3 separate regions of the Homo sapiens genome follow, and all the other regions are linked to region 3. A link is an interaction called in ENCODE POLR2A ChIA-PET data of the cell type or tissue named here. Cell type or tissue: CD4-positive, alpha-beta T cell. All regions are shown on one strand. Each heading gives the region's core, and the rest is flanking DNA. Links, peaks and the distances in the headings are about the cores only.

Evidence for each region. ChIA-PET counts read pairs that join two places held together with the same protein. Peaks named below come from ENCODE experiments on the same cell type or tissue, not always from the same donor. Only the 100,000 strongest peaks of a DNase experiment are listed, where the experiment ranks them.
Region 1: POLR2A ChIA-PET joins it to region 3 with 40 read pairs; 12 of 35 experiments call an interaction of 5 or more read pairs at or near these places.
Region 2: POLR2A ChIA-PET joins it to region 3 with 10 read pairs; 9 of 35 experiments call an interaction of 5 or more read pairs at or near these places.

What each region holds. Positions count from the first base shown.
Region 1 is chr1:89,606,494-89,617,019 of GRCh38, reverse strand. It overlaps a transcript of LRRC8C not described here. Among named protein-coding and RNA genes, the nearest start is that of LRRC8C-DT, 21 kb to the left of the region's middle. In CD4-positive, alpha-beta T cell, for the core only: a CTCF peak has its summit at 6,154; DNase peaks (open chromatin) are centred at 5,129, 6,109, 6,669 and 7,049; H3K4me3 peaks cover 4,057 bases; H3K27ac peaks cover 3,842 bases.
Region 2 is chr1:89,653,238-89,663,763 of GRCh38, reverse strand. The region is part of intron 1 of LRRC8C (leucine rich repeat containing 8 VRAC subunit C); the gene reads right to left. It also overlaps the pseudogene LOC100505788. Among named protein-coding and RNA genes, the nearest start is that of LRRC8C, 25 kb to the right of the region's middle. RefSeq lists a silencer at 5,614-5,673. In CD4-positive, alpha-beta T cell, for the core only: no CTCF peak of the experiment used is centred there; DNase peaks (open chromatin) are centred at 3,443, 3,933 and 5,663; H3K4me3 peaks cover 1,315 bases; H3K27ac peaks cover 4,276 bases.
Region 3 is chr1:89,759,075-89,769,099 of GRCh38, reverse strand. It overlaps LOC124904833 (small nucleolar RNA U13), which reads left to right and starts at 782; the gene lies at 782-888. RefSeq lists an enhancer at 5,866-6,366. In CD4-positive, alpha-beta T cell, for the core only: a CTCF peak has its summit at 5,962 (motif pointing right); DNase peaks (open chromatin) are centred at 5,949 and 6,599; H3K4me3 peaks cover 1,321 bases; H3K27ac peaks cover 687 bases.

The DNA.
Region 1 (10,526 bases), core at 2,876-7,875, 150 kb after region 3:
ATAGCAACAGAGGGAAAGGAAAGAGAAGGCACAAGGCATTGAGTATCCACTGCCTAGCAGGCTCAGAACAAATGCTTTTACTTACGTTAGCTTATTTAACATAAGCTTATGAAGACACATATAGCATAAGTTATGAAGACATAACCTCCCTGAGGAGTAGGTATTCATATCCTCACTTTGTAGGCACTCATAGTGGCTCAGAATTCCCTGAGATCTCATAGTAAGTTAAAGAACAAGCATTAGCATTCAGGGTTGTCTGAGTCCAAATTTAAACTTTATGCTCTCCTTTACTGCCTAGTTTCCATCTATGAGCCTCCTTATGGCATGCCCAAGTCACACTCTGGTTTAATAAAGCCAAGAAAGGTTGTCTTTTCCCCCTAAATTTGCAAGAGGTGGGATGAGATTTATCGACACTCAAGTTAGACTAGAGTCAGCTCCTGAACCAATTTTCCCCAGACAAATCAGAGATTTTCACTGTCAAGACAATAATGAAATCTCTTTGCAACCTCCTTCTTCAATGTTATCTCTTTCAGGCAAATTGGAGCTAATTCTGGGGCAAGCAGGAACAAGTAATAATCACAGCCTCCTAGAGATATCCTTGGCACAGTTGCCTCGGGCACACTTGGCTGTGTTTTACAGAATGCTGTTCCCACGCCCCTGAATTAACTCTGTCTAGTTGTAGATGGCCAGAAGTGACCCTTCTAGCAAGAATCCTTGATAGTCCCCTGTCTTCCAGAAGACCTGCTAGTGGGCTCAAAATATGCTGAACTCACACTGGGTTGATGAGGCTAGGGCCCCTGCATTACTGTCTGTTTGTCATTAATAAATCTTCCTGGCACCATTGGCTGGGACCTAACATGAAGGACCTGGCATATAGTGCCCAGCCCCCTAGTGGTGGAGGCACAAGGGAGTAGGACAGGGCACAATGATCTCCATGGTCTCACTTGGCCACCAGCAGGGCCGGCAGCTTAGGATGGTGTCTCACCTGGGCCAAAATGTTGAACAGTCTGTGGACTGGTACCTGGGTTGCAAGCAGAGTGCATGTTCTCACTAGCAAACACCTTCAGCTGAACACATTCTTCCTCTCATTTCCTGAGGGCTCCCAGCAGTTGATTTCCCATGGAAACAAGCAGAAAACTGTTTTAATCATCTGGCATTTAGTTTCCTAATTTGTATGGGAACCTGGAGATAGAGACATATGGTACATTCATTATCTGAGAAAGCTACAGCTGAAAGAAAAATAATGAAAGCCAGTCTTAAAACTGGAAAGTTTCAGCAGATGCCCTCAAATTACTTTCCTTCATCTCAGGGACTGTCAACAATGCTGCCAAAATTGTTGTTCTGTTTTAGCTCAGTATTTCTAGCAGGATTTACACTTGAACCTTGGTGTGTGCTTCCCCCATGGCCCTTTACAGCCTGTCAGCTCTCATAGTTGGATATTGGAGCCCCCCTATTATCTCCTGAACCAGACAGAGAGTTGGAATGAGCACAGGCTCAGGAGTCAGTCAGACCTGAGTTCTAATCCTCAGGAGTCAACCTGACCTTACTAGTCCATTGGTGTTGGGCTAAAACTGAACTTCCCTACGTCATTTCTTTCCCCCCCTTTTTTTAGACAGGGTCTCACTCTGTCGCCCAGGCTGGAGTTCAGTGTCGTGATCTCAGCTCACTGCAACCTCCGCCTCCCGGGTTCAAACGATTCTCCTGCCTCAGCCTCCTGAGTAGCTGGGATTACAGGTGCATGCCATCATGCCTGGCTGATATTTGTATTTTTAGTAGAGATGGGGTTTTCCTGTGTTGGCCTGGCTGGTCTTGAACTCCTAATCTCAAGTGATCTGCCCGCCTTGGTCTCCCAAAGTGCTGGGATTACAGGCATAAGCCACCAGGCCCTGCCCATTTTTCCTCATCTGAAAATTTCATTCATTCATTTAACAAATATTTATTGAACATATATTTTGGGCCAGGTACTATTTTAGGAACTAGAAAGATAGCAATAAATAAATAAAATCCTCACCTTTGTGGGGATTATATTCTATTTCAGAGGACACAAATAATAAAAAATGAGTAGAAGACATAATATGTCAGCTGGTGATAAGTGCTATAAAGAATAATAATGCAGAGAAAGGGAGTATTTGGACAAGGCAATGACAAATTTTTAAAAGGCGGAGCAGGGAAGTGTCCTCGCTGTGAAGAGGCCGTCGAAAAAAGACCTGAAGGAGGTGTGAGGGTGGGCCTGTGGCTACTGGAGAAAGAACATTTTGGGAGAGGCCCTAAGGTTGGGAGACTCCCTGGTGTTTTGGAGGAACAGCAAGGAGTCCGGTATGGCTGGAGTCAATGAGTGCAGAGCTTTGGGCAACACCAAAGAGAATTTGGCTGCAGTCACTGTCACTCTCATACTGGAAAGTTTGGAGCAGAGGTGACATGATCTAAGTTGTGTCAGGGTTACTCTGGCTGCTGTGGTGAGAGCAGACTGCATGGGACAAAGTTAGGATGTTATAAGTCATCAAAGGGAGACTCCATAATGGTTTGCACCAGGGTAATCGATGTCAGGTGGTGAGAAGTGGCCGAATTCTGGTCAACATATTCTTTTGAAAGTAGAGCTTTAAGAATATGTGACAGATTGAATGTGGGTTAAGAGAGGGAGAGGAGTCAGAAATAACTCCAAAGCTTTTAGCCTGGTTACTAGGAAGAAAGGAATGCTAATTTTCTGAGATGTAAAATAGTTTAAGAGGAACAGGTGGAAGGGATGGAAAATCTGGAATTCTGCTTTGAACATGTTAAGTTTGAGGTGCCAATTAGAAGTCCAGACGGGGTGCAATGGCTCATGCCTGTGATCCCAACACTTTGGGAGGCCGAGGCAGGCGGAATGCTTGAGCTCAGGAGTTGGAGAGCAGCTGGGCAACGTGGCAAAACCCTGTCTTTCCTAAATATACGAAAAATTAGCCAGGTGTGGTGGCACATGCCCGTAGTCCCAGGGGCTGAGGTGGGAGAATCACCTGAGCCTGGGAAGCTGAGGCTGGAGTGAGCTGTGATCATGCCACTACAGCCTGGGTGACAGGAGTGAGACTCTGCTTTTGTCTTCGAGAAAAATAAGAGTAATCTCTCCTGATGCTTTATGGTGAGAAGCTGAGCTGATTGAGAAGTAAATAACTCAGTTTCTGTGCTTTTCTAGCATGGACACTATTATTTCCTTGCAGTCGATATAACGGAATTTCAAAGGTTCACAAATTTAAGATAAAAAAAGTCCTGGCACTGGAATAAATAATATAGAAAGTACACATCCCTCACCCCTCTTCCCACCTTTTTTTTTTTTTTTTTTTTTTTTTTTTTTTTTTTTTTAACAGTAGTTACAGGCTGGAGTTGGAAAACGGGTAATTATTAATCTTTGTACTCTTAGTAGGTACATAATAAATGTCCCTATTTCCAGACTTGAATTTAGTGACTTTATGTCTTCATGTTTCTAAGGTACTGAAGACTTAAGGGTCAGGTCAAGGTAAAGTTTAGACTTTCTTCTAGAGCAGTACTGCCTGGTAGAAATAAGATGCAAGCCATAGAGGTAATTTAAAATTTTCTAGCATCCACGTTTTAAAAAGTAAAAAGAAATCAATGAAATTAATTTTAATAATATATATTATTTAACCTAATATAGCCAAAATATCCTTTTAACATGTAATCAAAATAAAAATATTGATCTATTTTATTTTGTTTTTAACCAATTTTTGAAGTCTAGTGTGTATTTTATGCTTATAGAACATCTTCATTCAAACAAACCACATTCCAAGACCTGAATAGCCACATGTGGCTAGCGGTGATCACATTGCACAGGGCAGTCCTACAGGCAATTGGGGGGTATTTTTCTTCCTTGCTTTATATTTTTGAGTCTGATATTTGACTGCTGACACATGGTGTGTTTTCTGTCCATCAGGTTCAGATACTACTTGTTCTTTTGCTTTATATAGCAAGCCATTATGTGGCTACTAGTCCTGAACATGTTGGAGACAGAGGATCAAAAACTTCTTTAGTGCTCCACTTGCTCTTACCTCCCACAGGTAGAAACATCACTCAGTAAAAACCACCAATGAAAGATTCAATAATACCAACAATATTGTACCTACAAACGTTTGCTTGAATGGGTAGTCATTCTAATGGCTACATTTAAAAATGTCATTTTATTTTATTTTTTTTCCGAGACGGAGTTCTTGCTCTGTTGCCCAGGCTGGCTTGCAGTGGTGTGATCTTGGCTCACTGGAATTTCTGCTGCCCGGGTTCAAGTGATTCTCCTGCCTCAGCCTCCTGAGTAGCTGGGATTACAGGGGCTTGTCACCACACTCGGCTGATTTTTGTATTTTTAGTAGAGCTAGGGTTTCGGCATCTTGGCCAGGCTGGTTTTGAACTCCTGACCTCATGATCCACCTGTCTCGGCATCCCAAAGTGCTGGGATTACAGGCGTGAGCCACCGCGCCCGGCCAAAAATGTTATCTTATGTTAAAAATCTCTCTGTGATGAAAAAGCATAAAAATGCTGAGAGTAGGACACAGACAACTTGGAATTGGTGGCAGGATGTCTTCTAGGAAATGGCACACATAGAAAATAAAAACAAGGGGAAAACTATCTTGAAAAATGTCTAGGCCTTATTACAGAATACATGGAACCTTAATTTACATTTTAGTTGATTACAATTACCTCCTGGTACTTTCACTGACTCAATTATGTTTCTAATTTACAAAGTCCCTCCCTAACTCCAGAAATGTTAATGCTGGCCCTTAACAGGGAGGGCACCACAGCCAATGCTTTTCTAAGCACTTCATATGTATGAATTTATTTAGCTTTAATAACAGCCCATGTCTGTTATAACAAAACTATACAGTAACAGCTCTTAATCTCAGCTCTGTCACTTGCCAGTTAAGAGACTCTCTGAGACTCAATGTTTAAAAATATAAAATATAGAATAAAAATACAACTCACCTCACAAGGTTGGTGTGATAATTAACTTGAGGTAATTGAGAAGCTACACAGAACAGTGCTTGACACATAGTAAGCTCTCAGTATAGATCACTACTGTTACTGATGACAAATAACAAGATTTACTTAGCAAATCTTGAGGGAAGAGGTTACAAACCTTCTATGGCAAGGAAGCCACAAAGTAAGAACCTCCTCTCCTAGCTCAGACAGTGGTTTTCAGCTTGAAGGACTACAGTTTTTCTTCTCTGTACACTAAAAAGTTTTGGTGGCTATATTAACAGGCTCCAGGTCATTAGGGAGCTCCTACTACAATGCCTAGCAAAAACGTACTCCAACATCACTAGCATTTTTAAAGTAATTGAATTTTGAATAGGAATACATGCACATGGTACGAAATTCAAAAAAATACAAAAAGATATGCAGAGAAAATATACACGGTGTTACCAGGTGGGTTTTTTTTTTTTTTTTTTTGTGCATCTACTGGAGACTTTCTGTGACTATCCAAGCTCACATACACGCACCTTAAGATATTAAATTAGCAACTACATCTAGTAGGAGTCTATTGTTTTTACTGAAATATCCCAAAACCCCAAGTGTTTATAAGACCTGGAACAAGAATTTTAGTTTACAAATATTGTTTCCCCAGGGACACTTTCTTACAGGCTCCATTAGCCATTGATTCTGTTAGTGATCATCTCACCAAGGACCCCAGAGAGGGCTCAATAATCAGGCATAGGGAGTGAGAAGTGGGTAAGAAGAAGATTCAAGGGAAGGAAGATAAGGTGATAGGTACCTATTGGGTGTCAGATATGACTAAGAATTTTATATATGTTGTTTCAATTTTCTTAATCACCTTGAAACATGGTTATTATTCTTCCCCATTTTGCAGATGAGAAAACTGAGCTGTAGAAAGGTTGCCTGACTTGTCTAAGATAACACAGCTGGGAAGTTGAGGAGGCAGGTCTGACTGGTATAAAAAACTCCAGCCCAGTGACTTCCATACTACAAAATGGACAAAAGAGATCAGGTACGCAGAAGGGCAGAAAGTAGCTGAATTGCTAGTTGTTTTGAATACACTTGGAAGGGAAGGGAGATACAATCTGAAAAACTCACATTTACCACATCAAAACAACACCCAGCAGGCAAGTTGACAGCCCTTTTCTATCTTACTGCTGATGGCAGTGGTGGGCCATCCAGAGCAGCCGCTGCCATTGCACTGGCTGCAGCCAGGCGGGACCCACTCCCAGGCCCAGAGCCTCTGCCACTCTGTTACCCTGGCCCCGTGTCATCTCTCTTGCCTACCGCCTCTGTGGGGAGGTGTGGGGAGGAGGTGGATAGTCCCCGGAGGAGCCTGCCCCTGGGAGCCCCCTGGAGCCTGCTGCCCTGGGAGCCTCCACGATGAGGCCAGGCTGAATTGCCCCCTGGTGTGGGGGCAGCATGGTTGGGCACAGAAGGGCACGCAGAGAGGAGCCCCGAGGTGGAGCTGGGCCAGGAGTGGTGCAGCGTTCCACGGAGCCTGCAGGAGCGAGGAGCAGGCAGGAGCCCCACCCTCCCAGGCGCCTCTACGGCCGCCCAGGTTGCAGCTGCAGACCCGGGCATCTCTGCACTCTCAGGGGACCTGGGAATCCCCATTGTTAGCCCCCGTAGGCTTGAAGGTGTCTGCTTCCACTGCCTGGCCTCTCCCTGCTGTTGGCTCCAATCACAGGGTGGAGTTGAGGCCAAGTGTGGGCGATGTCACAGCCGGGCTGGGTGTACACACACACGAGGCAGTGCTGACATGCCAGGCCCCTGCCGCCTCAGCCCCCTCTGGACTTTGGGCACTGACAAGCACAGTGGGGAGGGATGCCGAGGCGGGTGCTGAGCACAGCCTGGTGCTGGCCTGCAGGTGTCCCTTGGCATGAACAGCCTGGGTGTCATGAACAGTAGCAGGAGGCCGACTGGCTCCTGGGTGGAAGGGGACTGGTGCCTAGTGAAGCCCCACCCTCAAACCAGGGAGGACTCGAAGCCTGAGGGCCAGGCTGCCAGTTCCAAGGACCGGAGGGAGGACTTGTAGTGCTTTTTCTGGGCCAGCCCATGGCCACCCATGGACCAATCAGCACACACTTCCTCCCCTCTGAGGCCCATAAAAACCCTGGATTCAGCCAGACTCCGGCAGAGGACAGAGAGAGGATAGAGAGAGGACGGGGAAATGGTGGGATGACCCGCTACAGAGAGGAACTACCCACCTCAGTGTCTCCCGTCTGCTGAGAGCTGAGAAGACAATGGGATGACCAGCTGCAGAGAGGAACTACCCTCTCTGCTGACAGCTAGACACTCATCAGGATGACCTGCCTAGCAGAGAGGAGCTACCCTCTCTGATGAGAGCTGAACACTGGCTGAGATACCCACTGCAGGTCTCCTCTGAGCTGTTCTATCGCTCAAAAAAGCTCCTCTTTGTCTTGCTCACCCTCCACTTGTCTGTGCACCTCATTCTTCCTGGTCGCAGGTCAAGAACTCAGGGCCTGCCCAATGGCGAAGCTAAAAGATCTATAACCCCAACAGGGCTGAAACATGCCCCTTGCTCGCCACGTTGTGGGTGAAAAGGAGAGAAGAGCTGTGACCCTTCGGGAAGCCCAGACCTGGGAGCTCCTAGAGCCAGGGCTTTGACTCCCTCTTTGGGGCTCTGCAGTTCCTGATGTTTCCAAGTTTCTGGGTGCCACTACATTCCCTGGTGCCAGCCAAGGAAGCTGCTCGTGGTGCACCTGGTCCAGCTGCAGCCTCACAGAGAACCAGTGCCTGTGCTGGCACGTGGAGCTGCCCGCCCTGTGGTAGCAGCCGGCATGTCTGACTGCGCAGTGGCCAGACCCCATGCTCGCTTACACATCCCTTGCCACTCCACGCCTGACTCGCAGTCTCCCTTAGGGGCATGGGATCCAGACCGGTATCGTGAGCTGAGTGCAGCCTGCCAGGCTGAGTGGGTGGAACAAGCCTAGCGGGCCGAGCAAAACTCAGACAAAGGCACCACCAGCCACAGAGGTTTCCGGCCAGAAAAGTGACACCCCAAAGATCCCGTAACACTACCTCTTCAGATACATTGGCAATAGACCAGGACACGTTTTTAAAATTTTTCTTAATTTCTTATTTTTTCCTGACCCATCACCAACAGAAAGGTCACATTTTAAACATTCACAGAGACCAGGTCTAAGGTGAGTACACAGTGATGACAAAGTTTTGTTGGGAAAGGCAGACGTTCTGCACCTGATGCTACCTTAGTCCCTGCAAAGAGTCCTCACTTCCGTGACTAAGTGGAAATCAGCTACAATTACTTAAGCACGTCACTAAGGTTTTTGTAAATAAAAATTTCTGAATAAGAAAATTTGATACATTCTTCAGTTCTGGTGTTGTTACTAACGGTCTTAGTCAGTTTGAGCTGTGATAACAAGTATCCTAGACTGGGTGGCTTAAGCAACAGACACTTTGTTTCTCACAGTTCCAGAGGCTAGGAAGTCCAAGATCAAGGTGTTGGCAGATTCAGTTCTTGGTGGGGGCCCTCTTCCTGGCTTGTAGGCGGCTGAGTTTTTGCTGTGTCCTCACATGACACACACAGACAAAGAGCGAGCTGTTAGTCACTTCTTGTAAGGATACTAATTCTAACACGGGGCTCCACCCTCGTGACCTCATCTAAACCTAACTACCCCTCAAAACCCCACCTCCTAATACCATCACATTGTGGGTTAGAGATTCAATGTATAAATTCTAGGGGAAGACACAAACATTCAGCCCATAACACTAACAATCACCAAGGAACTCATATGTACAGAGTTTAGAAGTTAGCAAAGGAAATTCACGTAAATCACCTTATCTGAACCTCACAGTTGTTATCTGTGAGATAGCTATTTTTATTTTCCCTGTTTTGCAGATGAAGAAGCTAAGTTGAGAAGCATTCAGTGATTTCCCCAGGGTCATCTGACTAGTCAGTGGCAATGGTAGAGTGCAAAATCAGGTTTTCTGATTCCAAATCCCGTGTTCATTCAGCTGCATCAGGAATCAGGCCATTCCGCTCCTAGTATTAGCAGCAATAACAAAACAGGAACAGCAGCTGATGTGTATTTGGTGCTGTACCATGTGCCAGTCTCTTTAAAAATATTATCTCTCAGGGTAGATGCTAGCATTCTATTTTACATCCCCGAGAAAACTTAAAATTATCAGGGTTAAATAACTTTCCAAGATCACACAGCCAGTATATCCACAAAGCAAGTATTTGAACCAGGTTTGGCTGAGTCTAGAGACGATGTTCTTAATATGCCACTTTGCTAGAGTGGCCTTTGAAGTGCTCTTTGAAAGACAGTTTGTAAGATGAAAATATTCTTTTAGATATATTTATTGAGATTTTAGTCAGAAATGGATTTCTTGCCCATTAAAAGCACTAGTGCCCTACAAAGTGCTCTATTGAAAGTCCTATTTTTCAGGCACAACAGATGGAGGACAGATGTTTCTTTATGCTCTGAAAGGTCCACTTTATGTAGCTGACTATAATAAGATTGTATCTGGTTCCGAATGTTTCAGAGAAATGGTATCAGGCAGATCATTGTAAATGAAAGCCAAATCAAAGGCATTATTGCACAGATTTGATAGAAAAAAAAAAGCCAAAACAACAGGATGTTATTCAATGGTATGGGCGGAAACTTTTTCAGAGTTCATTCTGAACCACACAGACATTTTCAGATGTGTTCCACCCTAAGATTCAGCCTAGTGTCAGAGAAGTGCATGTATGCTTGATTGAGACTTGTGTGATGGGGTGAGGTGGTGGGGGCCTGGGGGTTGGGTGCCATAGGTGTGGGTAATGCAATACTGAACTTTATTTCAGTGTGATTTGGAATAACATGGAAAGCCTGGAGAATGAGTGGAAACTTTGCTGTGACTTAAGTAGACTTCGGATAAACAGGAACTTTCTATGAGTTCAGAAAACTTAGATGCCTGAGTGTATTTGAATACTCATTTGGGACAAATGATTAGACCTCTAAGATAATAGTTCCCAGCTTTTTGTGTGTATTGGAATCATGACTGCAACACCTGAGAAGGATTTTCAGGCCCAATACACAAGTACGCTCATGTTTTGACCAAGCTGACTTCCAGGTTAGAAAGTCCATTTGTATTCTACAGAGAATCATAGCATCTCAGAGCCTAAAAGTGGCCTTAGAGTCACTTAGCCCAACTATCCTCATTTACTGAAGAGGAAACTGAGGCCCCATGAGGGCTAGTGATATTCTGCCATCAAACTTAACACAGTTGGGAGGGGAATACCCTGAAGATCTAAAGGACACTAGTTCAAGGTAGTGTATGCAGATGTGGTTGAGTTTTCACATACTGTTTAAGAACACAAACTTTGAAACCAGATCTAGATTCTAAACCAGTTTCCTTTGCTTACTAGCTGTGTGTCTTTTGGCAAATCACTTAACTTCCCCAAGCCTCAGTTCCCCCATCTATAGAATAAATGTCAGTTTTCTTCCTTTAACATCATTGTACCCATGCCCTCAAAGACTGTATCCAAAGTACTACTTCCTTATGCCATTTTCTTACCCACAAGG
Region 2 (10,526 bases), core at 3,412-8,411, 110 kb after region 3:
CAGGAACGCTTTTACACTGTTGGTGGGAGTGTAAATTAGTTCAACCATTGTGGAAGACAGTGTGACAATTCCTCAAGGATCTGGAACTGGAAACACCATTTGACCCAGCAATCCCATTACTGGGTCTATGCCCAAAGGATTATAAATCATTCTACTATAAAGACACATGCACATGTATTTTTTTTTTTTTTTTTGAGACAGAGTCTCGCTCTGTCGCCCAGGCTGGAGTGCAGTGGCGCAATCTCGGCTCACTGCAAGCTCTGCCTCCCGGGTTCACACCATTCTCCTGCCTCAGCCTCCCGAGTAGCTAGGACTACAGGTGCTGGCCACCAAGCCCGGCTAATTTTTTGTATTTTTAGTAGAGGTGGGGTTTCACTGTGTTAGCCAGGATGGTCTCGATCTCCTGACCTCATGATCCGCCCGCCTCTGCCTCCCAAAGTGCTGGGATTACAGGCATGAGCCACCGCGTCCGGCCACATGTGTGTTTATTGCAGCACTCTTCACAATAGCAAAGACTTAGAACCAACCCAAATGCCCATCAATGATAGACTGGATAAAGAAAATGTGGCACATATACACCATGGAATACTATGTAGCCATAAAAAAGGCTGAGTTCATGTCCTTTGCAGGGACATGGATGAAGCTAGAAACCATAATTCTCAGCAAACTAACACAAGAACAGAAAACCAAACACTGCATGTTCTCACTCATAAGTGGGAGTTGAACAATGAGAACACATGGACACAGGGAGGGGAACATCACACACTGGGACCTGTCAGGGGATGGGAGGCTGGGGAAGGGATAGCATTAGGAGAAATACCCAATGTAGACGACGGGTTGATGGGCACAGCAAAGCACCATGGCACGTGTATACCTATGTAACAAACCTGCAGGTTCTGCACACGTATCCCAGAACTTAAAGTATAATAATTAAAAAAAAGAAACATAGGAAAATAATATCTACCCCATGGCGGGGGCTGAAAACACAATACTAAATTTGTGGTATTCAAGAGTCAGACAGTTAACCTTTTGCTATAACTAGCATTATTCAGGTCCCTTACTGGAGTTTAGGGCTCTATTTTAAGAGGAATATCAAAAAATATTACATAGACATAAGGGCAAAAAGTTTTACCTACAAAAATATATTCAGATTCCAACGATTTCTGACCCATCTTAGCTGCTACCCCGATCCAAGCCACCATCATCTCTCAATTAGATTATTGCAAGATTATTGCAATATCTTCCTGATTAGTCTCTCCACTTCTACCAATGACCCCTAGAGAGTCATCTCAAGTGAGCAACCAGAATGATCCTGGGTTTCTTCTCCATTCAAAATCCTCTAATAATTCTCCATCTCACTCTGTGAAAAAGCGAAAATCTTTACAAAAGTCCTAAAAGGCCCTCTGCAATCTCACTCCCACCCCACACCAGTCTCATAGCCCTCTCCTGCACACTCGCTTTGCTCCAGCCACACTGGGCCTTCTAGCACAAGCTTGTCCAATCTGTGGCCTGCAGACCACTTGTGGCCCAGGATGGCTTTGAATATGACCCAACAGAAATTTGCAAGCTTTCCTTTCCTAAAACATTATGAGATTTTGTGATTTTTTTTCTTTTAGCTCATCAGCTATCATTAATGTATTTTATGTGTGGCCCAAGACAATTCTTCTTCTTCAAGTGTGTCCCAGGGAGGCCAAAAGATCGGATGCCCCTGTTAGAGTGGTTTCTTGGCACCCCAGGTTCACTCCTGCTTTTGCATTTGCAACAGCTCTGTCTGGAATTCTCATCTTCCTGGTATCTGCAGGGCTCAATCCTTCACCTTCTTTAGGCCTTGCTGAAATTTACCCAGATTGCAACCACTTTTCACCATTTCTATCACTACTCCTCTGGTCCAAGCCTTCACCCTCCTCTTGTTTAGATAATACTGCAAAGCCAATTTAATATCACACCATATCTCAGCCATAGCACTCCCTTTCCTCCTGCCCTGCCTTATTTTTCTCCATAGCACTTAACACCTTTGAACATACTATATATATTTTAGCTAATTATGCATTTCCTTTTCTCTCTCCTCCCACTTGAATGCAAGTCCCAGGAGGGCAGAAATTTTTGCCCAATTTGCAAAATGTTTTGTCCCTAATGCCCAGAAGAGTGTCTGGCCCATATTTGTCATTCACCAGATATCTGTTAATTAGAAGAGTAAAGTGGTAGAAACAGAACCTATCAAGAAACACTATGGAGATACTACTTAGGCCAGAGCCTGGTGGCTAGGCTGGTTCTCTCCTTTCCAATCGGAGGCCTCTTCAGCAAACATGCTCCACCACATCATCACTCAGTCCAAGAAGCATCTAAGCTTGATCTCCCTCTTTGTATTCATTGGAGCTGGAGGTACTGGAGCAGCACTGTATCTCGTGTCTGGCATTGTTCAATCCAGATGTTAGTTGGGACAGAAAGAATAATCCAGAGCCCTGGAACAAACTGGCTCCCAATGATCAATACAAGTTCTACTCAGTAATTGTGGATTACAGCAAACTGAAGAAAGAAGGTCCAGATTTCTAACAAATGTTTCACTATAAAGCTGCTTTAGAATGAAGGTCTTCCAGAAGCCATCCACACAATTTTCCGCTTAACCAGGAAATACTTCTCCTCTAAATGCATGAAATCATGTTGATGTAATCTATTGGCGATTGCACTGATTAGTAAATAACTGAAACTTGGAAAACAAAACAAAACAAAAAGAAACACTATGTAAATTGAGACAAGCAAAGGAATACAAAAGGCTACCAGAGGAGTCCAGAGCCTGGATGTCCATGGATAGACTTCAGTGCCAAATACAAAATGTTTCAACTTTGCACATTACAGGCTTTAAACTGCTGCATGAGAGATTTAGGAAGAAACAACCCATTGTTAAATGACCAAATAAATGGTTACAGGACGAAATCTGAGGGTTGGTCATGCCAAGGAGATGTGAAAAATAGGACAGTGAATCATGTTTTGATGGTGAGCTTGCTGTCTGGAGGCAGGGTGCTGGATGAGAAAGGTTCTTTTGCTCCACTAGGAGCTTAAGATGAGTATTTCTCCAGGAGCCAACATTACTTACTGAAATGCAGAAAGTGCACATGTTTTCAAAGGGAAAACACATGGACTGGTATTAAATTAATAACTTCTGATTGGAAAACTTGTTGACAGAATTTGGCTGAGCTAGTCTCCTGAAATTTATTAGGGAACATCTGGGGGGAAATAAAACCTAGGATAGGGAGGAAGAGTGGCTCTCAACCTTGGCTGCACATTGGAATCATCTGGAGAGTTTTAAAAACACTGATGCCTGGGTGCAGTTAAATCAGAACCGCTGGGGTGGGGCCCAGGCATGAGGTTTTTGTTTTGTTTTGTTTTAGAGGTCCTCAAGTGATTCCAACATGTAGGTGAGGTTGAGACCTATTCTCCCCAAAACATCTGTTTCTTCTGTTTGTGATAAAAAGTACAGCTACGCACTAAGTGAGGTCTTAGGGAAAAACCAGAGCTTTATCTGGGCCTATCAAAGGCAGGGTTTACTCACTTAAAATGATTTCAGTACTCCATGAATTTATATTTTAATATCACATCTTTGGTTAATACTTACCTGGACACCACCCATTCCCAGATCACCACATCAGGACTGTCAGGCTTCCCCACACAGCCCACCCTCTCTCAAGAAGAGCACGCTGCTTGGATAATATTTGAAGGGGTCTCAGACCACAGCTGCAGTGTCCTATTTTGGAAGCCCGTGGCTGAGTATTTTCATAAGCAGTCCAAGATCAACACTTTCCTACTTGCTCTCTTCACCTCTTCACTCCCCTGGGTTATTTATATTCTCAACTATCTCCATTCCCACACTGTAAATTCTGTAAGGGCAGAGACCAGGTTGCTCATTTTGGCATGCCCAGCCCCTGACCTAGTTGTCTGAGCAGTAACACTTTTGCATGACACAGAGCTAGTCCACATGTACAGCAATGATTTACCTCTCAAAACAGTTTCTCAATGTAGATGATCCTTTGAACATTAAAACTGTAGTTCTGATGGGGTCCATATTTATAAGCATTTTATTTTAGAGTAACAGTTCATTACCATTTTATTGACAGTTTTATTAACAGTAACAATTAATTACTGTTACTGTAAAATGAAGTTCTCTTTATGTATAAAGGAAAACCCCACCTCCATCATAACACGAGCTAAGGTTTACTGTGTACTTAGAAGTGTCAGGAGCATCATACATATTACATTACTTAACGCCCAAATATCTCTGGGCTCCAGGTACTATAAGCCTACTCTTACTCAAGAAATGGAGGCTTAGGAAGGTCAATATCTTGCCTGGGGTTACAGAGCAGTAAGCAGAGGGGCCTGCATACAACCCAGGTAATCTGTTTTTAGAACTGGTTAATCTAAGTCACTAAACCTAACATTCCGTAACAGAACAAAACAATTGAAAACTGAGTTGAATTCCTTCTTGAATGAATATAGGAATTAGTTAGGAGGAAAGGGTATTTTCCTTTACAGAAGTGTTTCATAAAAACTGGGATAGCTGGGCTGACACAGTCTAGCTACTTGGGAGGCTAAAGCAGGAGGACTGCTTGAGCCCCAGAGTTTGAGACCAGACTGGGTAACATAGTAAGACTTCATCACAGACACACACACACACACACACACACACACACACACACACACACACACAAAAAAAAAAAAAACCTGGAGAAGACACAACCTAAAATTTCCTATTAACTCTCATTATAATATCAGAGACACTTTTAAATATATATCATACTTAGAGTGTAATATACACATACTCAGATACTTTTTTTAAAAATTTGTTTGCTTTTCCATTAGCAGTGGCTCCTAATTCTTTGGCTATAAATCTTTTAGCTCTATAGCCTCTTGGTCAGGCGCTTATAAACTTTAAAGAATTTAAACAGTGGAATCTACACTTCACCCAATAGCTAAATGAGAGTACAGGTAGTTCATTTCCCTGTCAGAAATGTGCCTGTTTTCAGCATATGGTACATACATATTTTCAAGAAACATTTTATAGTTTATCACTCAGAATGAAAAATAATGACACAAATGTTAAATTTTATATCAATTGTGTAGTTTTGGAAAGATAATGAGGATTTCCTAAATCCTGTTCATAGGTGATCCTGATATAAAAATAGAAATGGTATTTAGGTATAATCTTCCTTAAAATGAGGACATAGCTGCATATTTTTAAAATGTAGTGATTCTACCACCTGCCCCATTTCCACTACATAAAATGCCTTGGCGTCTGAGATGTTGAGATATGAATAATTACTATTTTAAAACTTTACTGAGCCTCAGAATTTTTAAAGCCTTTTTTAGATTATATTCTAAAAACAAATATATTTTCAAACAGTCTTCATTCCAGGTTTCCAAGCAAACACACCCGAATAAGTTAATATTTCAGACCCTTAGGCTGTTTTCAAATGCTATATTTAACATGCTTATATGATCACTCAAATAATTTTGATTCAGTTCAAATATGTCAACAGGAAGAGGTCGGGCAGAAATATAAAAATTCTAAGCAAAGTCATTCTGAGACTCAAACAACTCCAATACCAGAAACGCTAGTTAAACCAAACAGTAGTGTGGCCAAAGAACATCAAGGGAAACTGCTGTTTTCAAGATTTGTGGTTTCCTTATATAAAGAACCTATTCTGCTCTTGGATGTGGCACAAGGGGGCTTTTTGAAAGCATGGTATATTTCAATAAAAAAACAAATCATAGTCAAGCTGAGTAAATGTAAAGTTACACACAGTCATACACTTCATTCCTGAGATCCTCTGGAAGTAAATCTGCTGCTTAACATTAATGACACGTCTTATCAACTATGTTTTTGTTTATAAAATATTCTAATATGTACATGACTCCAGTTCAGGTTTAAAATTTTTCCCTTCTTTTGAAGAATAGGTCCCCTGAAAATTTTTCAGAAATTCTTAGTAACTTTTCATTATACTAAGCATCTTTTTTTTTTTTTTTTTTTTTGATACAGAGTCTCACTCTGTCACCCAGGCTGAAGTAAGTGGCGCAATCTGAGCTCACTGCAACCTCTGCCTCCCGGGTTCGAGCAATTCTCCTGCCTCAGTCTCCCAAGTAGCTGGGACTATAGGCGTGTGCTACCACGCCCAGATAATTTTTGTATTTTTAGTAGAGACGGGGTTTCACCATATTGGCCAGGCTGGTCTCGAACTCCTGACCTCATGATCTGCCTGCCTCGGCCTCCCAAAGTGTTGGGTATACAGGTGTGAGACACCATGCTCAGCCATACTAAGCATCTTCTAAACCACAATGGTCACTACTTCCTGGGCCCACTACCACGTTAGGCAAACCATTCATAAAGACAGGATATGTTGCTATTTAGGATACCAACAATATAGTAATAGCACTTTAATACAAAATTTTAATTTTGTACAAATTCTCTTCCTATGAACTGATTACAGTTTTGTACACTTAGGGTGATATGAAGTCCTTAGTCCAAGGCAATATATGTCAACAGTAAAACAAACAAAAAAGACTCCTGTTATTGCCTTAGATGTATATACTACTACCTCATTGGACATCTGCATTTTCAGAATTCTAAGTTTAGTCATAAGCGGTCACATTAATCTAAAAAATAAAAATAAAAGGAAGCCATCTCTACTCACCATTTTGTATAATATAATGAAATAGTTACAATGTATGTTTTATAGCCAGAAAGACGTAGGTTTGAAATCTAGCTCTATGGCTACTAGCTAGTGACTTTGGGCAGGTTATTTAACCCCTTTGAATCATGCACACTTGGATAAGTAGCCGGCAGTAAATGTGAAAATTGTCAACTACATTATTTAATTAAGAAAATATTTCCAGACTTCTTGCTTTTTAGAACAATGTTTGTATTGTTTAATAAACTTTGAATAAAAAAAATAGCTAGGCTTCTCTCTTGGGAATCTTCTGGATTCTAAAAAATCCAATTTACTGTATGTTCCACTATATCTGCTGTTCATGGAAAGTGCCGAACAGTACCCCCAAATTGTGGTGTCCTCTTGAAAACATTTGCTATTTTTTCCATTGCCTCAAGAATTGCCTCAAGGCCAATTCCTCCCAATCAATTATCTGTAACTCCATGTGTTACCTATGCTTGTTGCATGGATATATAGAAACCAAACTCTGTGAAATGCCAAACTGCCCCAATTCTTGAATTACATGCCTGGAAACCCAGAGGTCTCAAATGTGCATTTCTACTAGATTCCCCACTGACTATGTGACTCTTTGAGCTTACTCAGTACCTAGCATCTCTAGAGCATGACCTGAAGTTTTAAGAAAGCCTCGATAGCTAATACCAATAATGATAAAGTTAATGAACAGGTGCTTAAGAGCAAGGGCCCATCCCCACCCCACACCTGACAGGCAGTTAGACCCGATGATGTGGAGATTGCCAGCTTATGGAAGGGCTGTTCCTCTGACCACTGCGATCCAGAAACACAGCTGCCTTTATAGGGTCTACAGGATGGTTAGCAGCTGAGGCTGAGGAAACTAGCTGCAATCTGTGAGATAAACATGTCCCCTCAAGGGAGAGTTCTTGGAAGGTGAGTTATACAATCTTCAGGAAAGTTCACTGAAAGAGCCCTCATGTTGAATCTTTGTTGTGAGCTACTACAATGTCCCTGTGCTCTTTGTACCTCTCGCTGTAAGATGGCAGCATCACAGTCGAGACACAGCTGCTTGTTTTCCAGTATTTAGCCTCTCCTTTTTACGTAATAATAAAGTACATGTTCCAGCCCCCTTGAAGGCAGGTATGGTGTGGGACTTAGTCCTAGCCAATGGCATATAAACAGAAAAGATGAACTCAACTTGGAGTTGTGTCCTTAAAGGAGCCCTCCATATACCTTCCTCCCCACCTCTGAGATGGGATGCAGGCTTAGTATTAATCATCTTCAACAGACAAGTAAGGGATACATGTTAGCAAGGGTAGTAAGGAGATCTTTAAGAGTTGTTTAGGTCTTGAGGGTTCTGCCCTCATGCATGCATTAGTGTTATCTTGGGAGTCGATTTGCCCCCTCTGGCTCTTGCTCTCTCTAGCTCTTTGCCATTCCACCATGTGATGGCTTCTGCCATATGATAATGTTACAAGAAGGCCCTCACCAGATGCCTGCACCTTGATATTGGGATCCCAGCCTTCAGAACTGTAAGCCCAAAATTTTATATTCATTATGAATTATCCAGTCTTGGTATTCTGTTATAGCAGCACAAAACAAACTAAGACATTTGAAGACACAGATATAGATCATCAGTCATTTGAGGAATGCCTCCAACTGAAAGACAGATATAAATAAGACAAATACACAATCAAAGGAACAAATAAAGACACACTAAAACCGAAAGTAAAGCAGAGAGCAGGAGTTCACACTTAAAAACTTCCCAACTATAATTAATATTCTCAGAGAGCTAGCAAGAGATACTGTATTTATAAAATAAACACACCGAAAAGAACTTGGAAATTAAAAATAAGATAATGAAAAAATCAGCATAAGGTTAGATAATGTTGATGAAATTCATCTTAAAGTAGAAAAAAAACAGACGGGGAAAAATAATATACAGACACCAGATTCAATGTTTGAATAATGGAAATTAACTAAAGAGTGAAAGGAGAAAATGACACAGAGGTATCAAGAAGAGAGTGCAAGAAAAATTTCCCAAACTGTAGGACATGGGACTTCATATTAAAAAGGCTGCTGACTAGCTGGGCATGGTGGCTCATGCCTGTAATCCCAGCTACTCAAGAGGCTGAAGAAGGAGGATCACTTGGGCCTAGGAGTTCAAATCCAGTCTGGGCAACATAGCAAGACCTTGTCTCAAAAAAAAAAAAAAAAAGGCTTACTAAAGTGCTAGCACACAATGAATTAATAAAGACCCATACTGTCATGAACATTGGGGATAATGAGAAGATCCTAAAAGCTTGGAGGAGGCAGCAAATAGAGAGGGTAAAAGGGTGCATACAAAGAAACAAAAGTCAGATCAGTATTACACTTTTCACCAACAATATTGTATGCCAGAAAATAGTTGTAAAAAGCCTTCAAATTCTTAGTGAAAGTGGTTGTCAATGTAGAGTTTAGTACCCAACCAAACTAACTTTCAAATTTGAGAGTAGAATAAATAGTGTATTTCAGACATAGAAGGACACAGAAAATTTATTTTTATGTATTCTCTCCTTAAAAAGTATTGAGGAATATAAAGGGAGTAAGACACCCATCCCCTGAATTGAGACTTAAATATCCAGCTGCCAACTTGACATTTCCAACTGGAAGTTTAGTAGACATTTCTCTTTTTTTTGTATAAATTTAAAGGGTACACGTGCAATTTTGCTACATGGCTATACTGGGTAGTGGTGAAGTCTGGGATTTTAGTGTAACCATCACCTGAATAATGTTCATTGTACTTATTAAGCAATTTCTCATCCCTTAGCTGCCTCCTCACTTCTACCCTTCCAAGTCTCCAATGTCTATTATTCCACTCTATGTCCATGTGTTCACATTATTTAGCTCCTACTTCTCAATGAAAACATACACTATTTGTTTCTGAGTTGTTTCACTTAAGAAAATGGCCTCCAGTTCTATCCATGTTCTATCATGTCTATCCATCAAAAGACATGATTTCATCCTTTTCCATGGATGAATAATATTCCATTGTGTATATATATTGAATAATATTCCATTGTGTATATATACCACATTTTCTTTATCCAGTCATCCATTGATGGACACTTAGATTGATTCCATATCTTTGCTGTTACGAATGATGCTGCAATAAACATACAAGTGCGGGTAGCTTTTTGATATAATGATTTATTTTCCTTTGGGTAGATACCTAGCAGTGATACTGCTGGATTGAAATTAACGAGTCCAAAATAATTGTTAATTTCACTCCAAATCTGCTATTTCCACAACCATCCATATTTCAGTACATAGGAAATCCATCTTTGCAGGTCCTCTGGGTCAAAACCTTGGAGTCAATTTTTAATTTTTTTCTCTCACATTCAGGTCTATTCTGTTAGCAAAACCTGCAGGCTCAATCTTTAAAATCTATCTAGAATCTAACCAGTTCTCCCTACCTTTTCTGCTATAACCCAAGGCACCAGCATGTCTCATTTGTTTTATTATAATAGGTTCCATCCTTGTCTCTTACAGTTAGTCTACTCTTTACCATTGTTTCTCACAGTGTGCCTTTTTGGGGAATCAGTGAGGTCAAAACTATTTTCACAAGAATACTAAACATTATTGGCCTTTTAAATTCATTGTCTTGTGACTGCACAGTGAAGCTTTCTAGAGGCTACATGATACATGACAGTGAACAGACTGATTGCCAGACATTAAAGACATTTGCAAAAACTTAAACACTGACATCTTTTTGTTCTTTTGTTTTGGAAAATATAATTTCAAAACATATGTTACTTGTGTTAACATTCAGTGGCATTATTGTTATTTTAAAATTAATAAATAATCAGATTTACA
Region 3 (10,025 bases), core at 3,142-8,141:
TAGACTCTCAGAATGGCCGTGTTGAAGGCCCTCAAAACCTGAGGGAGGTTCAGGTGTCCCCTCACCCCTTATTTCCTCTTGAGATACAGGACTTCAGGCTTACAGCAAAAACTTTTCCAAAAAATCCTTCTCACTAGAATCTTTCTTCTTTCTTCTTACTCTCCAAAAAATCTTTTCTATTCTTGAAGAGAGAAAGAAGCCCTTGGATAAATGACCTTAAAATTTGCAACCAAACCCAAACATCAGGGTTTGTTTTGTTTTAGATTACTCTTATGGTGTTCTGTCCCATGCGCACATTGGTACCTGAGAGCCACAATGTCAGTCCCTCTGGACTGACGCTTCTGAGGTGAGAAGCGTTCTATTTTAATATTAGGTTATGTTCACTTAACAAACCATGTAGGGCATTCAATAAAGTAGCTTCAATTCTTCTCAGTTAATATTCTTGCCCTTTTAAAGCCTGACGTTGAAAGTACTTCCAAAGTAACCAAACTGGTAAATATCATTTGGAGCCTTCACTGATTGTGACTGTTGCCTGATCACCAGGGGTAGTTATGCGTTGTGTAGGAGCTTACACAATTTGGCAGAGGCTTTCTTTAAGAAAAAGAACGCAAAGTTAGGAATAAAAAATTGGTTGTAGAAAATAGAAAAAATAAATAGAAAAAATAAAAAATAAAAAAAGAAATAAAAAATTAAAACAAAAACAAAGATAAAAAATTGGGTATGTAAACAACTATTTACTTGGAATGAGAAAAATCCACAAATTACAAATTTTAAAATGCCAATCCTTTTGTAGTTCATAAATGTGATGATTGGGTTCTCACATGTGAGGTGTGTGAGACGTGCTTCATTCAAACCCTGTTACAACATCCGCACATACCCTGTCTGTCATGAAAGAAAAAAAATTAAAAAAGAATAAAATGTTGACAAATATACCACAAACATCAAAAGTCCAGGACAAATTATGCAATTCTTTTATTAATGAATTACCTTATATATACCTTTATAATTCTTTTGAATTTTAATATAATCAATAATTCTGAATAAATACACAAAGCTACATGAAATTAAGGTATATAGAAGAGTAAGTAAAATAGATTTTAAACATCATTGCATTAAGCTACCTACTTGTCATTATTCTTATACTATGTACATGGACTTATTTTATAAATATGTGTGGTGATTTTATCATTGGAATGTTTCTTTAGGTTGTTGTGATTCATTGATGAATACTTTTTCATTCTCTTTTGTCTAAAGCTGCTCTTTGTCTTTAGGATGCGATGTGATCCAACATGTTGGGATGCATAAAATACATGACTAAACAAACAGGCACAGTCATTGTGAACCTGGCACTGGTCTGTGTCCTACAATCACAGGATTTCTGATAAATTCTATTTTGTGTGATTTACCTCAAAAAATAAAAAATATTGGGTTTATAATTGCATACACTGCTTATCATGTATATTCTCAACAGGACAGAACTTCCATTTTGATCAGGCGTCTTTGAGAATTAAATCCTCTGCTCAGACTTTTACATAACTGAAGATTGGCAGAATTTTCCACAGGCTAGCTTCTGGGTTCATACTTTTGAAAACTTTGTCTACGTGATTACCTACAGACTTCCAATGCCAAGTGCAATAGGTTACATTCAAATCACAATATGACCTCTAGCATTGCACCTGTCTGTCAGATATTGGCTGAGCAGCAAAGGAGCATTGGAAATATTGCTGGAAGCCATTCCTGCACCACGATAGCTAACAATAACTTAGATATGGAAGTGAACCACATAAAAATAATCTTCTTAACCCAAACTCTATGCCTTTTCAAGTCAGCTTCCCCTTAGCTGAATCCAATCACCCCTTGCCTCTTTAAGATCACCCTTGGCCAGGCGCAGTGGCTCATGCCTGTAATCCCAACACTTTGGAGGGCCAAGGAAGGCGGATCACCTGAGGTCAGAAGTTTGAGAACAGCGTGGCCAACATGGGGAAACCCCGTTTCTACTAAAAATATAATAACAAAAAAAATTAACTGGGTGTGGTGGTGCGTGCCTGTAATTCCAGCTACTTGGGAGGCTGAAGCAGGGGAATCACTTGAAACCCGGAGGCGGAGGTTGCCGTGAGCTGAGATCATGACACTGCATGCCAGCTTGGGTGACAGAGCGAGACTCCGTCTCCAAAACAAACAAACAAAAAGACCACCCTACAGAAGAGCAAGTGTAACAGAGGGTAAGCTGGAGAGGAAAGAGACAGAGGTCTTAACCGATTGTAGTTAACATAGCTCCCAAGTTTTACAAAAGCTTATGACTATGGGAACACATTTCTCGGGCCCCAAGCATGAAAAGGGCTCATGAAAGGGAGGGGTCCTAGAACTTCATTAACATCATAGTAATTTGCCTTGCCAACCAGGAATGAGCCCTGCTTGGATGGACCACCTGCTCACAGTGTATTTACATTTACAGAATTGGCACACTGGTGTGCTTGTGGGCAAATGCAGGTTAATATGTGTTACTGTCAGAGTTTAGCAGTTGGTCAACCTCCAACAGGAGTCAGCAACGGTGTAGAATTTCCCTGAGTTTTAAATGTATGTCTTAGCCCTAAAGGCCTTTGGAAAGTTATTGGTCTTATTAGTGAGTTCATATGCCATTGAAAGATGTTTGACTAGAAAATGACATTTTAGTAAACGGGTAAGGAAGAGACTTACGAAAAAAGGACCATGAAGACACTGGGAAAATTAAAGAGAGCCCAGTAAGATGTCTTATCAGTTTATGATTCTCTTTTGTACACTAGTAATTTATAAGGGAACAGTCACAGTTAGGAATGATTTCAGCTACATGTAACATAATAGTTAACTAATGGTGGCTTAAATAATAAAGATAATTAACTCTTAGAACAAAAAGTCTGAAGGTAGGTGACTGATAACTCTGTTATTTTAGGACTCTGTCACTATCTTTACGATTCTTAAGGTAAAAATATGATTGTCACAGCTCTGGGAATCATTTGTTCAAAGGCAGAAAACAGGAGGCAGCTAGATAGTGTGTGTCTATCTCTTTTCAGTAAAGAGGAGAAATCTTTCCTAAGCAATTACCTATCAGAATTGCTCTTTAAATCTCATTGGCCAAAACTGGGCACATGGGCACCCCTAGCTGCAAGGAGGAGTTGGGAAAGTGAATATCTGGCAAAAGGGTATGAGAGTTTGTTGATTGGCTTAGACTTGTCATGCTTTATCTTTCAGGACTGGGCACATAGCTGTCCTGAGAAAGAATATGGATTTTATTAGTAAGGAATAAAAGGGATATGGCTATTGGGTGGCAACAAATGGCAGATGCAACCAGAACCTTTGGGTTGAGTAAAACTATCTTTTTACTTAGCAATTATCAAACTAACATGAATTAAGAACACACATGAATACAAACAATAATTTCGTTAGCAAATATTCTGTGCTAGGAACTTGGTACTAGATGTTAGATATATATTATCTGCAATTTTCACAGCAGTCCTGCAAGATGAATATTCTCCCTGTTTTCAGAAAGATTAGGTTATATCCCAATTAGAGAAATAAGTAGCTCTATTCTGACTTCTATCATTGAAGTCTTGCCTTTCTTGAACTTCAAATCAATTAAATCATATAGGAGGTACTTTTTGGTTTCCAACTTCTCTTGCTCAATATTAGATTCTGGACTCATTCATGTTGTTAATGAATACCATGAATAACTTATTTTTTAGTGCTGTGTACTTATTGTTTGAAAAAAATCAAAATTTATTCATTTTACTGTAGATTGACATTTGGGTTGTTCCTAGTTTAGTGAAATGATTAAAGTAATTAAGATTATTATATGTGATATGATTAGATCATAAATTATATGATTATATAGCTATATGAGTAGGTGACTAATATATAAGTATATATCTTATTATATATTATATAACATATTATATTTACAGAACCGACCAAAATAAATCTGACAAAAAGTACTCCTTTTTGTTGGATTTGCAATTTGTTGGATTTATATACAAGAGTAAAATAAAGTATTTTTAGCTTTAGTAGATACTCTCTAAAAGATTTCCAAAGTAGTTGTACCAAGTTACACTCCCATCAGCAAATTATGAGAGATTTATTTGCCAATGGTTGGCTTTGTTATATATATTATTTTAGAAGGTAGTAAGGAATATGGTATGTGCTATGGAAAAGGAGAAGTTGGGCAAGATAAAGGGGATTGGAAGTACTGGGGGAAAGTAGAGCAGTTTGAAATTTTAAATATGTGGTCAGGATTGGCTTTTATTTATTTGTTTTTTTGACAGGGTCTTGCTCTGTTGCCCAGGCTGGAGTGCAGTGGCATGATCATGGCTCACACTGCAGCCTCAACCTCCCAGGCTCAAGCAGTCCTCCTGCCTCCCAAGTAGCTAGGACTATAGGTGTGTGCCACCGTCCTCTACGAAAAATATATTTTGTATTTTTTGTAGAGATGGGGTTTTGCCGTGTTGCCCAGGCTGGTCTGGAACTCCTGGGCCCAAGCTGTCTGCTGCCTTCACCTCTCAAAGTGCTGAGATTACAGGTATGAGCCGCCATGCCTGGCTGGCTTTTTTTTTTTTTTTTTTTTTTTGAAGGTGACAACTGAACAAAGTCATGAAAAAGTAAGCGAAAGAGCTATGCAGGTATGTGAGGAAAATATTCTAGGTAGAGGGAAAAGCCAACACAAAGGCTATTAATAAATTGCTGGTGCTTTCCAGCAAAAGCAATTGGTCATTGTGGAAGAAACAGAGTGAACAAGGGAGAAAGGTATGGGAAATAACATGAAGGGGGAAAAGAGCCAGATCATGTAGGGCCTCCAGGACATGGTGAGTGCTTTGGCTTTTACACCGAGTGAAATAGGGAGCTACAATAGGGGTTTGAGCAGATGAGTGACATAATCTGATTTACACTTAAAAAAATTCTGGTGGCTAGATTAAAAATAACTGTGGGCAGGAGCAGGGAGATGAATTAGTCTATTGCAGGAGGTGACAGTAGCTTTAACCAAAGTGGTGATAGTGGACGCTCCAGGCAAATAGGGTGTCAAAAGCCGAGGTGCAGAGATGGAAAGTTCAGTTCAAGGCCGGTATCAGAACTGTGAGCAAACCAGTTGTCTTTCTAACGGGGGAAGGAAAATGACAGCTGCCATTTATTGAACATTCACTATGTGGCAAGCATTGTGCTAAATTTGATACTCCGGCGACCTCTTTTAGTCTCCATGACAACCCTGTAAAGACATTTAGAATTTAGAACCTTTCATACAGTTCCATGACTAAAACGTAGCACACCTGGCATTCCAACCCTTCATTTCATTCTACTCTAGCACTAAAGCTAGAAGGGAAGCTTGAGGCCACATTGTGGAGTGCCAAGAGGTTTGAACTTTTGCCTGGTTTGAACTTTTACCTTCTTAATCTTTTCCCCGCATCCCCACATTTGAGGACAGGACACCTCCAGGAACTGCAGCTCAGCAACAGGGGTTCAGCGTGAGCGCGGCCTGGGGAGGGTCATCGCCTTTTTGGGGAGTGTGGGGAGAAACGCGGCTCGCCTTGTCGTGGCTGGCGATACGCCTCTGCAGGAAGGGTGTGTCTCCCCGCTTGAGGATTCTCCCTATAGATAAAGAGGAGACTCAGCAGAGCCTTAATTAGAGATCACAGAGGACTGACAACGAGCGTCCGGAAGACGAATTGGCAGCGAGGTGCATGGATTCGATACAGAAGCTGGAGATAGAGTCCAGCTAACAGACCACTGCAGTTCGACGGAGCCAGAGTGAGGCAACGAGGAGAGATGTCGGGGAAGGAAAGGGGATGGGACTTGGGGACTGGAGCGGCTCGAGAGCGACGGAGAAGGGGGCGTTAGGCTCTAAGGATTCTCTTACTGTGCCTCCTCCCCGTGTCCTCGGGTGGCGGCTGCGCAGCCCTCCAGCCCTCAGAGCTGCCCTGCAGCACCTTGGCCACTAGGAGGCAGGCCCGCCTTATCTGGAGCCCCGGCCGCCGCTCACTCCAGGGAGGGCTGCGCTGCTGCTTAAATTCCAAGTCAGGCCAGCCCCTGGAACGCTTAATGGGAGCTTAGATTTAGAACAGTTGATTTTCATTGAGACGGAAATTTGGACAGTCTCCCACTTGATTGAAAACGGCTAGAAACAAGGCTTACGGTAGAGCAATGAATGCCAGAGTGCAGGCGCCGGTGCCCAGGCGGCCCGGGGAACAGGAGGGCCGGAGGAGGAAACAGCTGCCTGCAAAACACCAGCAGCGCCCTTAATTAACACCAGTGCTGGCCAGGGGGATTGTGCTTCCGGAAATTCCCAACGTCCTTTCCCTGCTTGCCCAGGGCCATTCCATTATACAGTTTCAGACCAGTCCCAGGTCTGAAATGGAAAGAGATGTTACCCTAGATGCCCGGAGACAGCGGGGCCGCAGAGACCTCGCACAGCCGAATAGCAGTGGAGCAGGTGTGTGTGTGTGCATGTGCATGTGTGCACGCTGTGAGGGTGTGGTGTGTGTAACATGCTCCCATGTGTCCGTGTGCCCGCTCTGCAGGGGGAATGTTAATGTTTGATTGTTGTTTGGCTTCAGCCCAAAAGAGAAACAAATAATGAGGTGAACGGAAATGAGCTGGAGTCTCTGCTTTCACCGCTAATTAGTCCCTGCTCGATTTTGACGAAGAAGACATACAATAGACACAAGTGAGCAACGAATGAGAAACTCAGGGACCTAGGCTGGGGAAAGGGCGTCGGGTGGGGGGTGTGTGGGCAGGGCTAGGAAGGGAATCTCAGAAGCCAGTGTGCCTGGATCAGGCCGACAGGTCATTCCCACCCTTAGATGAAAATCTGCGCATTATTCCATCTTGGCTGGCATCTCTTATGGGCTGGCCTTCATCTTACTAACGCCATTTCACTTTTTGAAGGGTTGACAGTTACCTTCTTCACCTTCCCCTGGGCAGTTCTTTGTTGTCTTTGTCAGGCTGGCCCCTGTCCATATTTCTCAGAGCCCTGGTCACAGCTCTCTTACTCACCAGCTGCTCAGACAAACCCAGCCTTGACCTGGCTCTGCACTTCAGCACGTTGCCTGCTGCTCCTTAGACTCTTCTCTTGCTACCTGTGAAAGGTCAGATGCAAAATGGTGAAGGCAGAAACAGACTGTTTGATGACAAGGTGAGGAAGAGCTGCTGCTCAATATACCTGTGTGTCTATTGATGTGCAAGTGAGCAGGAAAGATGGTGGTAGAAAGTCATGTTAGAGACCTCTGTGGCAGACCCTTCAATTATCAGCAATGCCAAGGGTCCCTGTCTGTGGGGCCCCCACAGGCACAACTCGTATGGGCTCCAGAGACACCATTTCAGCTTGAGAATGTGTCCCCCAAGTTGCTAAAGTATGTGTCCTACCCTCAGAGTACCTGGTCTCTCCAGGGCTCTCATAGCCCCTTGTGAATATATGCCTAGGAGTGCATGCTCCTTGAGCATGAATATGAGAATTATAAAAAAAATTCTTCACCCAGAGCAGGTTCTCCTCAGACTTGTATTCTCGAATGTGTGTGTGAGAGAGGGAACTTCATTTCTTTCACATCCTAATAAATACAGAGAATGGTCACTTCTTAGAAACTGTTGTTCACAGCACTTCTGGGTTGTTGCTAGTCTTTATTCCCTTTCTTTTTGCTTGCCCCTTTAGGGCACAACTGTCCCAGTACAGGTTTTCTTTCTAATGCTGCTCTTCTTTTTTGTTTGTTTGTTTGAGATGGACTCTCACTCTGTTGCCCAGGCTGGAGTGCAGTGGTGCGATCTCAGCTCACTGCAAGCTCTGCCTCCTGGGTTCAAGCAATTCTCCTGCCTCAGCTTCCCAAGCAGCTGGGATTATAGGCGCGTACCACCACACCCAGCTAATTTTTGTATTATTAGTAGAGATGGGGTTTCACGATGTTGGCCAGGCTGGTCTCGAACTCCTGATCTCAAGTGATCTACCCGCCTCAGCCTCCTAAAGTGCTGGGATTACAGGCATGAGCCACCATGCCCAGCATGCTCTTCCTTTATAATTTGGTAGATTGGGCCATGGTGGGAGTTCTCAAACTTTAATAATAATAAAAAAAGTCTCTCAAGGAGTTTGTTTTAAATGCAGATTTCTCAGGTCCTGCCCAAATCTATGGAATCAGAATTTCTGGAGCAGTCCATGGGAATCGGCATTTTACCAATCCCTCTGCTACCTCCTCCTCTAAGATCCGAAGTCAGATGGTTCACAGAACACATATCATAAAACGTGGTGCTGATGGAGGCCTTGGGCCCTTGTCTGGCTTGCTCAGGCTGCTATAACAAAACACTGTAAACTGGATGACTTATAAACAACAGCAATTTAATTCTCACAGTTCTGGAGGCTGGAAGTCCAAGATTGGATTTGGTTTCTGGTGAGTGCTCACTTCCTGTTTCCTAGAACAGTTCTTTTCCCCTGCGTCCTCACTAAGTGAAAAGGGAAGATAAGCTCCCTTGGGCTCCTTTATAAGGGCACTGTTCTCACTCATGAGCCCTCCATTTCATGACCTAATCACCTCCCAAAGGTCCCACCTCTTAATACCATCACCTTGGGGTTTAGATCTCAACATATGAGTTTTGGAGAGACACAAACATTCAAACAAAAGCAGTCCTTTTCTTAATTTTGAGAGTTATTTATATATTTTAGACTCAAGACCTTTCTTAGAGATGTAATTTCTAAATATTTTCTTCCTGTCTGTAATTTGTCTTTTGATCCTTTGTCCAAGGTCTTTCACAGAAGTTTTTAATTTTGATGAGATCCAATTTATAAATTTTTCTTCTTATGGCTCATGCTTTTGGTGTCAAGTCTAAGAACTTTGCTTAGTCCTACACCCCAAAGATTTTTCTCTTATATAGTTGTATGTTTATGTTTTAGTCAATTATCCATTTTGAGTTAATTTTGGTATTGGTTTAGGTCCAATTGCTCCAGCACCATTTATTGAAAAGGCTGTTTCTCCTCTATTGCATTGCTTTTACTTCTTTGTCTAAAATTAATGGGAATTTTGAGTGGGTCTATATCTGTGTTCTCTATTCTGTTCCACTGATTGATTGCTTTGCCTGTTCCCTCTACCAATACCATACTGTTTGGATACAGCACTTATATATAGGGCCTTAACATTTGGAAGCGTGATTCTTCCCACTTTATTCTTGTTTTTAAAGTTTTTTTTTTTTTTTTTTTTTTTTTGTTTTTTGCAATTCTTGGGTCTTTCCCTTTCCATATAAATTTTAGAGTAAGCTTGTCTATGTCTATGAAAAAAACTTATTTAAATTTTGATAGTAATTACATTAACATGATCTGGTTACGGAGAAGAAACTGTGTGGAAAAGTTGGGCAGTCGTAGTTGCTATATGATTTGTTAATAAACTTTGATCCTTCTAGAATCCTAGAACCAGAGAGGACTCAACACTTTAAACTGGCTCCAGGGAACATTGTAGGTTCTTGGGGGTTCATAAACTGTCTTTAGGAAAACGGAGCTGTCTTAAGAGAAGTAAGTTGTACGTACTTCTCTGAGAACCGAACTTTCTCTCTTATGGCTGTGAGAACCAAATGTTTACTTAAGTAAAATTGATCTTCATTTCTACTTCAACAGGGAAGGAAGAGCTGAAGGACCCTGGGGATGATTGAACATAGCCTCTCACCAGCGCGCTCAGGAATTGTCCTGAGAGCAGCAGGAGGAGTGGTAATCCTGCAAGAGAAGGTGGCTTTGTTGAGAGCCTTTAAATTCAGCTTTATTACTCGCCAGTCTCCTTCCTTGTGTTCTGGCCATATTTCTTATCCATTAGGCAGCCAGCCCTTCACATGAGATCCTCCTGGTTTTGCATTCTTTTCTGCAATGCTGACACTTCCTTCTAGTTACACCCTTTGGCACTCTAATCTGTGGTCTTAGTTTTAGTCACTGATGAAGATATTTGGCACATTAACTCTTATTTCAGTTAACACCAGATGAAGTGAACTCAATTCCTCTTCTCACACAAAAGTTGGCCCCAAACTAGTTCAAAAATATATTT